Regions from separate parts of the Homo sapiens genome. Here region 2 is linked to region 1. A link is an interaction called in ENCODE POLR2A ChIA-PET data of the cell type or tissue named here. Cell type or tissue: GM12878. All regions are shown on one strand. Links, peaks and the distances in the headings refer to the core of each region. The heading gives the core; the rest is flanking DNA.

The links. Peaks named below come from ENCODE experiments on the same cell type or tissue, not always from the same donor. Only the 100,000 strongest peaks of a DNase experiment are listed, where the experiment ranks them.
Region 2: POLR2A ChIA-PET joins it to region 1 with 12 read pairs; 10 of 35 experiments call an interaction of 5 or more read pairs at or near these places.

The regions. Positions count from the first base shown.
Region 1 is chr1:70,357,059-70,362,445 of GRCh38, forward strand. The region is part of intron 1 of ANKRD13C-DT (ANKRD13C divergent transcript); the gene reads left to right. LINC03102 (long intergenic non-protein coding RNA 3102) reads right to left here and starts at 3,379. Exons shown (of 2, transcript NR_183713.1): 1 at 3,239-3,379; 2 at 2,501-2,937. RefSeq lists an enhancer at 2,015-2,074 and a silencer at 3,311-3,504. In GM12878, for the core only: no CTCF peak of the experiment used is centred there; no DNase peak of the experiment used is centred there.
Region 2 is chr1:70,262,627-70,268,013 of GRCh38, forward strand. ANKRD13C (ankyrin repeat domain 13C) reads right to left here. Exons shown (of 13, transcript NM_030816.5): 13 at 1-221. The coding sequence ends at 91. Among named protein-coding and RNA genes, the nearest start is that of SRSF11, 44 kb to the left of the region's middle. In GM12878, for the core only: no CTCF peak of the experiment used is centred there; no DNase peak of the experiment used is centred there.

The DNA.
Region 1 (5,387 bases), core at 1-5,000:
ACTCCAGCCTGGGTGACAAGAGCAAAACTTGGTCTCAAAAAAAAAAAAAAATTAAAAAAAAGAAAATTCAGTCACTCATACTTTAGAGAAGTATGCATCAAGAACAGAACTTTAAAGAAGTATGCAGTAAATCAGATGATGAGAGCATGAACCAAGTTAGTAAGAGTGAGGCAGAAAAAGGTTTAAGAGGTTTTTAAAAATGAGTTCAATCTTAGCATATTGAGTTGAAAGTTGCTTATCTGTAGGGAGTTAGATGTTCTACATTTTAGATATTTGCAAGTGATCCTTAGGTAACAGAGAACTAGGTATGGGCTGGATTCAGAAGTTATCATTACACAGTAATTAATGCTCCAGAAGTGGGTGAGTTCCCCAAAGAAAAGTTTATAGAATGAGAAATTAAGAAGGTCCATATAGAACAAAATCTTGAAAACACCAATATTCAAAGCGTGTGTATAGGGTAAGTGGCCAGCATCCTATTACTAAAAACCTACACCAAATAATATCCCGTTATACTTGTGAAGTATTCTATCACTAGAGTCTGAATTTGAAATTTCTTTATTAGTGGCTGTCACCCATGGATGTCACCCATGGAATGTGGAAACTCATAAGTATCCCTCCAGTAAAATCAAACACCATACATATCAAAAATAATATTCAGGCCAGGTGTGGTAGCTCATACCTGTAATCCCAACACTTTGAAAGGCCAAAGCAGGAGGATCACTTGAGGTCAGGGGTTTGAAACCAGCCTGGGCAACATAGTGAAACCCCATCTCTATCAAAAAATATAAAATATTAGCCACCTGTGGTGCTAAACACCTGCAGTCCCAGCTACTCAAGAGGCTGGGGTGGGAGATCCACTTGAGCCTGGGAGTCCAAGGCTGCAGTGAACTAGGATTGCACTACTGCACACCAGCCTAAGTGACAGGTATCCTGTCTTTAAAAATAAATAAATAAATAAATAAATATCATCCTTTTTTATTTTTTATTTTATTTTATTTTTGAGACAGAGTTTTGTTCCCGTTGCCCATGCTGGAATGCAATGGTGTGGTCTCAGCTCACTGCAACCTCCGCCTCCTGGGTTCAAGCAATTCTCCTGCCTCAGCCTCCCAAGTAGTTGGCATTACAGGTCTCCACCACCATGCCAAGCTAATTTTTGTATTTTTAATAGAGATGGGGTTTCACCATGTTGGCCAGGCTGAGTCTCGAACTTCTGACCTCAGGTGATCCGCCCACCTCGGCCTCCCAAAGTGCTGGGATTACAGGCATGAGCCACCACACCAAGACTTATTTTTTGTTGTTTTTTGAGTCTCATTTTGTCAGCTAGGCTGGAGTGCAGTGGCATGATCTCAGCTCACTGCAACTTCCACCTCCCATGCTCAAGTGGATCCTCCCGCCTCAGCCTCCCAAGTGCTGGGACTACAGGGCCCAGCTAATTTTTGTATTTTTTTGTAGAGACTGGGTTTGGCCATGTCACCCAGGCTAGTCTCAAACTCCTGGACTCAAGCCATCTACCCACCTCGGCTTCCTGAAGTGTTGGGATTACAGGTGTGAGCTACTGCCCCCAGCCCATTCATTATTATTATTATTTTTTATAGAGGCCGTGTCTCACTATGTTGGTCAGGCTGGTCTTGAACTCCTGGGCCCAGGTGATCCTTCCACCTCAGCCTCCCAAAGTGCTGAGATGACAGGTGTGAGCCACTGCACTTGGCCCCATCCATTATTTTTAAGGGCTTGTAAAAATGACAGAAATGTAAGATTACAATATATTATAAAAAAGATAGAAATATGATTGTAATACATTATGAAAAATACAAGGATTGAAATTATATAAGCTCCCAATACAATATAGAAAAGGAAGTCATTAATTCTATTTGGGGAAAATAGAAATTGGATGATCAGAAAAGCTTTCTGGGGCTGGGCGTGGTAGCTCATGCCTGTAATCCCAGCACTTTGGAAGGCCGAGGTGGGCAAGTCACTTGAGGTCAGGAGTTCAAGATCAGCCTGACCAACATGGTGAAACCCCATTTCTACTGAAAAATACAAAAAGAATCAGCCAGGCATGGTGACGTCTGCTTGTAGTCCCAGCTGCTCGGGAGGCTGAGGCAGGAGAATGGCTTGAACCCAGGAGGCAAAGGTTGCAGTGAGATTGCACCACTGCACACCAGCCTGGGCGATAGAGCGAGACTCTGTCTAAAAAAATAAATAAATAAATAAAAGAATTACATCAAATTTTATCCCTTCTTAGCACAAATTTTTTTTTAACTTGGCATAGAATTCAGAGCCAGGAAATTGTGTTGAACTAACTTTCCAAATAAAATTTAGCATGTCATTCTATTATGAACGTATGCCACAAACCACAATAGTATTAGCATTAGTAGTACCTGTGACTTCACAACCAAAAAAACCACAGGTATTTTCATTTCACATAACAGTTGCTGCAGACAACTCAAAATTTCATTTATAGTCATTAGTACCTCTAAAATTATCTTAATAGGTATGCTCATTGCTATATCTTGTTCTTTAATTAGTTAATAAAGAAGCATATACATTACTGTATTACAAATTTGCTTTTAAAATATTTTGTTAGGTATTTCAATACTCAGAGTTTCCTTTTAATCCAAAATATTTTATGCATTTAAAAACACTGTTCTGAAAATGGGTCCCTGGGTTTCTCCACACTGCCAAAGAGTCAATGGCACAAAAACAGAAGTTAGGAACTTCTTCTTAGGAATCTTTGATGATACCTGCCCATTCGTCTCCTTTTCTCTCCTATCCAACAAACCCATCGTTCTGAATTAGGTGTCCCTCCTTTGTCTTCTTTTTGATTTCCCATTGTAACTTCTGCATGCCTCCTTGATATTCTTGTCTGGTCTCAACTAATCCTTGGAGCTCTCTGAGCACTGGAATCATGCTGATCATTGCTGTATGCACAGTGCCCTACAGGGAGTGAATGCTTATATTAATAATAAGCAGTTGTTGAATTAATCAGTCTATTAGAACACAAAACCCCAAGTATCTACAAGGTACTAAGACAACTGCAGACTCAGTAATGAGATGCTAAATAAACTTCTTAAATAATCCCAATATAACTACACTGAAATTAGCTGCTACACTCTTGAATTCTTACATGAAGCCAAAGAGTAGATATATCATTTAGGACTTTTTGTTTTTCATGTAGAAGTAACAATAAATTCAATTGAAACAGGGTTAAATTAAAGGAATGTATTGACTTACATACCAGAAAGGTGCAGAGATAAGTCTTCAAGAGTGGCCCCTCAGGATCCCATGTCAGTTTTTCAGTGAATCTCTCGGTGTTTCTCTCTGTATGAGGAGTCCTCCTCAGGCCTGCTTCCTTCAAGAACACAAGATAACTGCCAGCAGGTAAAAGCAGCCACGTGCTTCCTCCTTAAGGTCCAAAGGAGTTCCTGCTCCCACATAAATCTGGAGTATGACAGTTACAAGATAACTCAGTCCAATCTGTGTCCCAGAGAACGGTGATTGGCTCAAGCCTGGGTTATCTGACAAACCCCTGTGAAGGAGGGGTTACTCAGATTAGTTTCACCCAATCAGGATTGATCTCGGAGCCGGAGGTGGGGCCCAGCTCTCCAAACAGTGAACTGTTTCATAATGGGAATGAGGTGGGGAATAATGTTGGAGAGACAAATGCAAGAGTGGTCAGCAAAAGTACTATATCCAAAGACTTAAAACAGGATTTTGCTTCAAAAAAATCTGTTATCACAGTGTCTTGAATTCAATATGATAAAATATGTAGTGATTATCAATTATATCAATATGTAATGAGTAAATAACTTCACTGGTAAACACTGTATTTACTTTTTATTCAAATTTTACAAGATAGAATGCAATCCATCAATTCAAGTATAGAACTAAACTACTGGCCAGGCGCAGTGGCTCACGCCTGTAATCCCAGCACTTTGGGAGGCTGAGGCGGGTGGATCACCTGAGGCCAGGAGTTCGAGACCAGCCTGGCCAACATGGCGAAACCCCGTCTCTACTAAAAATACAAAAATTAGCCGGACGTGGTGGTGGACCCCTATAATCCAAGCTACCTGGGAGGCTGAGGCAGGAGAATCGCTTGAACCTGGGAGGCAGAGGTTGCAGTGAGCCGAGATTGTGCCATTGCACTCCTGCCTGGGCAACAGAGCTAGACTCCATGCCAAAAGGAAAAAAAAAAAAACCCTGAGAACTAAACTACTGAATTTGCTAGGTAATACTCTGTAGTTCTACAAATTAGCAAATTAATTTCTCTCCTGGTGTAGTTAACTCAATAATGCTCAATTTGCCTTGAATAGCAAAAAGCTTCTGAAAAATGAATGTTTTTCAACTTTTTCTAATGAGAGTTTTGTTAGATAGTTATGTGCTCACCAACACCAAACACTGACTAGACAGTTAAATCTGTCTCTAAGAAAGAACGTTGTGAATTTTGCCAGAAATTTATGTATCTCTATTAGCCCTACACAAAGCACCTAATCCCTGTCCTGGTGTCTTCATTTAACAAAAGCAGTAGTATGGTAACATGAAATACAGAACAGCAGTACTGTACAAAATAAAATCTCACTCGTTATATTTTTTAAATATATCAACAGACTTCCAATTAGGATCTGTAGTTACTAACCTTACTCAATTCTCATTGCATTGCATACTAATAATGTTTCTAATGTAAATATTAGTGCAAGTTTAGTCTACATCTTTTTTCTTTCATCTTCTCTGAAGATTTGTGTTTTATATTCTCACAATAATCTGGAATATGATTTCCTACATTCCACAATGGTTGAACAAGATCTAGGAGTATTTTGTTTGATAGATGATAGGGCTATCTAACTAATGAGGTAATTGTCTCTGAAATCTGACGACACAGCAGTACACTGACAGATGAAAATAACAAACCATGTAAATCAATACTTAATTCACACATTTTACTTCCATCTCCCTGGGTCTCAGTATTTTTCTCTTTCCTCTAAATCTGCCCCCTTCCTTTCTCAGAGGCAATGCAGAGCACTTTCCCTTTCTTCTACGGTTTCTGATCAGTGGTTATCAGTGATTTTGTAAAATTTCTCTTAAGTAATCAGAAAAAAAATCTGAGAAGCAGGGGTTGCCAAGGAAACCAGAGCCAATAACAGCTGGAAGTTCCTGAAGGAAGAAATTCCTTTGAGACAGATAAAACCTACAGACTGATTTGGAGGAAGAAGGAGAAAAAATGCCAGGAGCACAGTGAAAGGCTGAGTCAATGAGATGAAAAGGAAAAGATAAAGTGAAACATTCATAATTAAAATTATTTTTAGATCGACAAAGGCTAGAAACAAGAGAATTAGAACAGAGACAGGAATGGGTTTTTTAGTGAAAGAAGAGGTTAAGACACAATGGGT
Region 2 (5,387 bases), core at 196-5,195, 94 kb before region 1:
ACTGAAAGCATTTGTCCCTTCTATTTGGATCCACTTCTAGGGTCTCTGTATTTTCTTTCCTTGGTTAGACGGCATCCTTTTCCACGTCAGTTAAAGATCAGGAAAACGGCTTGGGTCTTCCTTGTAGTCATCAGGTATAGTAAAGATGGAGCCATCAAATTCATCGTATCGAAACTCCTGAAAAGTCACAGTGGCTGTGATTGTGGGAAACACAGGTATATCTACAGAGAGAACATCAATGATAGCATTGTAAAATCAAATGTTAATATTCATAGACTACAAAGTACTATTGGAGATGTCCATACTCCTTAAAATGTAAAAAAAAAAAAAAAAATACTCAAGAACCAGAAGAATTCAAATATATGTAGTACTGAGTGTGTGTTTCAGGGAGAGTTCTGGGTATTGATTAGTGAGGAGAAAAAGACATTCAGGCATCCAGCATTATATTGAAAACTCAAGATCCCATGCCTTCCTAGTCTTAAGAATATAATGCCAGATTCTACCAGTCTTTTTTTCTTTTTCTTGGGGCAGAGGGACAGCTACTTTTGTGCTTTTTGCATTCTGACTTTTTTCTCTTCAGATTATAGTATATTTACTATTCTGACTCTTTGAGCTGATTTATTTTCATTCTTACTAGCCCAAGTAAAATACTCTAATCCTTTTCTGTTTTAAAACATTAAAAACAACCTATCACTTAAATGTGTGGGATAAAAACAGTCTCATCAGAAATGGAAAAATATCATACCACCACAGCCTAATCTTCCAAATGAAATATATTTCTAGCTGAAATTGTTTAAGTAAAATCTAGCAATTAAAATGAGCAAGTTAATGATTACATAAGAATCAGAAAGAGTAAAATAAATAAAATGAACAAATACACATTAAATTAAATGTTTAGTTTTATTCCTCATATGAGTTACTGACATGAGTACAAATCATAAAGCCTGGATTCAGATTCCTATAAATCATTTTACTCATGAGCCTCAGGGATTTCATATGTAAAATAAAGAAACTCTGAAATTCCCTTAAAACTCTGAAATGAGGTTGGGTGTGGTGGCTCACACCTATAATCCCAATATTTTGGGAGGACAAGGCAGGAGGATCACTTGAGCCCAGGAGTTCAAAACCAGCATGGGCAACATAGGGAGACCCTGTCTCTATTTAAAATAATAATAATAAATCATTTTTAAAAAAACTCTGAAATGAGTATATGAAAGCTAATTCAAGTGTCTACCTAGGGTAAGGGCACAGAGTAAATTAAGTCTAACTGATATAAGCTAGTATTTTATTGCAGAAAGTTATGTTCTTATGTAAAAAGGAAAACAAAATACCTTAATTAGATTTAAACACAATAATCAACATAACAATTATAGAGTTTCCAGTTATTTCTGGGGGAAAAAATTATTCCTTTGTACCTACTATATGCAGATGCTATCCTAATCCAGGGGTCTGTACACTAAGTCCTATTGCCAGGCCTATTTTGGTAGGGCCCATAAGCTAAGAAAGTATTTTACATTTTTAAATGTTTAGGGAAAAAAAAGAATAGTATTTCATGAAGTGAAAATTAGGCTGGGCGTGGTGGCTCACGCCTGTAATCCCAGCACTTTGGGAGGCTGAGACAGGTGGATCACTTGAGGTCAGGAGTTTGAGACCAGCCTGGCCAACATGGTGAAACCCCATCTCTAACAAAAATACAAAAATTAGCTGGGTGTGGTGGCGGGTGCCTATAATCCCAGCTACTCAGAAGGCTGAGGCGGGAGAATCGCTTGAACCCAGGAGGCGGAGGTTGCAGTGAGCCAAGATTGCGCCACTACACTAGAGCCTGGGGAACAGAGCAAGACTCTATCTCAAAAAAAAAAAAAAAAAAAAAAAAAAATTACATGAAAGTCAAACTTCAGTGTCTGTAAACAGCTTTTTTGGAACACAACATGCCCACTCATTTACTTACTATCTATGGCTTCTCTCATTCTCCAAAAAGAGTAGTTGTGACAGAAACCATAGAGCCCACAAAGCCTAAGATATTTATTATCTTTCAGACAAAGTTTGCTGACCCCGTTCTAGGTTTTGGATACACATCACTAAATAAGAAACAAAATTCATGCAATTATAGAGATTACACTGGTTGGGAGGGTCAGACAACAAATAAATGATGATGACTATCTAGAAAAAAATAAAGCATGACAGTAGAATAGGGAGTCTCAGTGTTGGGGGTACGAGCTGTTGAATAGGGTGGCCAAAGGAAAACCTCAATGAAGGGACTTTTCAGTAAAGACCTGAGATAAGAACAAACCATGCAGTTGCCTGGAGGACGAAAATTCCAAATAGAAGAACACGAAGTACAAAAGCCCTCAAAGGAAGTATCTGGTTTAATCTCGGAACAGCCAGGAGGCCAATGTGGCTGCAGCCAAATGAATGAGAGGAAGATTAGCAGGCGATGAGGTCAGAGGGGAAATAGGCTGCCAGATCAGGTGGAGTTTAGGCCAAAAAAAAGACCAGCTTTTATTCTGGATCAGGTGGAAAGCCAACGGAAGGGTGTGACCGGGGTAGTACTATAACTGGAGTTTTGGCAGATGTAGTGAGAATATAATACAAGGTGACAAGAGTGAAGAGGGAGATGTGCTCCAGAAGGAGCAGCCAGAGAGGGAGGAAGAAAACCAAGAGAGAGTCTATCAAAGAAGTCAGAGGAAAATGCAATGACTTGTCTCAGTTATTCATTGAGCCAAGGACTTCAAAATAAGAAAAGTCAAATCTTGAAGAGATTAGTATAAAAACAGAAAAGTTTCTACTACATTTAACAATAAGGATCAATAATAAATAAACAGGAAGAGAGAATCTGTAATGAACTAAGGAAGTGAATATGCTTTTTATTTTGAGACAATTACAGATTCACAAGCAATTTTAAGAAATAATACAGGCCAGGCACAGTGGCTGACACCTGTAATCCCAGTACTTTGGGAGGCCAAGGTGGATAAATCACTTGAACTCAGGAGTTTGAGACCAGCCCGGGCAACAAAGTGTTGAGACCCCATCTGTACGACAAATACAAAAATTAACTGGGTGTGGTGGCTCATGTCTGTGGTCCCAGCTACTTGGGAGGCTGAGGTGGAAGGATGGCTTGAGACTGGTAAGCAGAAGTTGCAGTGAGCCGAGATCATGCCACTGCATTCTAGCCTGTGCAACAGTGTCAGACCTTGCCTCAAAAAAAAAAAAAAAAAAAAAAAAAAAGAAAAGAAAAGAAAAGAAGAAGGAAGGAAGGAAGGAATGGAGGGAGGGAAAGAGGACGGAAGGAAAGAGAGAGGGAGGAAGGGAGGGAAGAAGGAAGGAAGGAGGAAGCAAGGGAGATTTCCTGTAGCCTTTATTCAATTTTATCCAACTTTAACATCTTACAAATAATACAACATAAAAATCAGGATATTGACAGTATAGTAAAACATGATGAATATTTCCATAACCACATGTTGTCCTCATGTTGGATCCCACAGTGTTGCCCTTTTATAGCCACAATTGCTTCTCTTATGCCTCACCCCTTCTGTAGTCCCTGGCATCCACTCAACTGTTCACTGCCACAGTTGTTTTCACTTCGAATACTTTATATAAATGGAATCATACAGTATCTAATTTTTGGGATTGGCTTTTTTCTACTCAGTATAATTCTCAAGCAATTCATCCAGGTTGTTTCATGTATTAGCAGTTCAATCTTTTTATTGGTGAATAGTATATCCCACGGTATAGGTGTATCATTGTTCATTTACCTGTTGCAAATTGTAGTTTTTGGCTATTACAAATAAAGCTGATATAAAATAAACATTTGTGTACTTTTTGTGTGTGTGTGAACATACTCTTCATTTGTCTGATCTAAATGCCTAGCAAACTAATACAGCTATTCTAGGTTCTTTGCCTTTCCATCCAAATTTTAAAATAATCTTGCCTATGTCTATAAAAATATCTTGCTGGGAGTTGTCTCTCAGCACTGCTTTAGCTATGTTCCACAAATTTTGATATGTTGCAATTTCATTTTCATTCAGTTCAATTTATTGTTTTATTTCCTTTGAGACTTCCCTTTGACATATAGATTATTTAGAAGAGTGCTCTTTAAGTTTCCAAGTGTTTGGACATTCTCTTGTCTTTTTTCTAATATTAATTCCTAGTTTAATTCCATTGTAATCAGAGAACACACTCGGTATGATTTTCGGTTCTTTTATATATATTCAGGTTTGTTTATAGCCAATATGGTCTACCTTGGTATATGTTCCATGGGCACTTGAAATGTATGTGTATTCTGCTGTTGTTGGGTAGAGTATTCTATAAATGCCAATTAAATCCTTTGGCTTATGATGTTGTTGATCTACATCCTTGCAAATTTTCTGTCTGTTGTTATATCAATTGTTGAGAGAAGGGTGTTGAGTCTCCAGTTATAATTGTGGATCTATTTTTCCTTTCCATTCTTTCAATTTTTGTTTCATCTATCTTGCAACTCTGTTACTTGGTATATATACATTTAGAATGGTCACATCTTCTTCATAGATTGACCCTTTTATCACTAAATAATGTCCCTCTCTGTCTCTAATAATTTTCTTTGCTCTGATATCTGCCTTAATTTTAATATGGCCAATCCTGTTTTCCTTTGATTAGTGTTTGCATGATATATCTTTTTCCACTCTTTCACTTCTAATCGGCCTATATCATTATATTTCAAGTGAGTTTACTGAAAATAGCAGACAATTGGATCATGGTTTTTGTTTTGTTTTGTTTTTTTATTGAAACAATCCTGCTCTGTCACCCAGGCTGGAATGAGTACAGTGGCGCGATCTTGGCTCACTGCAACTTCCGTCAGCCTCCTAAGTTTAAGCAATTCTCCCACCTCAGCCTCCCAAGTAGCTGGGATTACAGGGATGAGCCACTGCACCCAGCCTGGATCATGTTTTTTAATCCACTTTACCAATCACTATCTTTTAATTGGTATATTTAGACCATTTACATTTAATGGTATTATTAATATGTTAGGGCTTAGGTCTGCTATTTTATTTTTTGTTTTCTGTTCATTCTCTCTGTTCTTCATTTCTCTGTTTTCTTTTTCTTGCCATCCTTAGGTTACCTATTTTTTAGAATTTCATTTTAATTTATCTATGGTGTTTTTGAGTTATCTCTTTTTACAGCTTCTATAGTGGCTGCTCTAGGTATACATTATTGTGTGTATGTGTGTGTGTGTCTGTATCACAATTTCCCGGTGTCATAATTTTACCAACTCAAGTGAAGTAAACTTATCTCCCTTCATGTCCCTATACCTTCCCCCATTTAAAATATAATTGTAAATAGAAAGTAAGAATAGAGAGACAAAAGTAGGCTTTCAAATAGCTTGGCTGTGAAAAGCAAAGATTAAAGCAAGT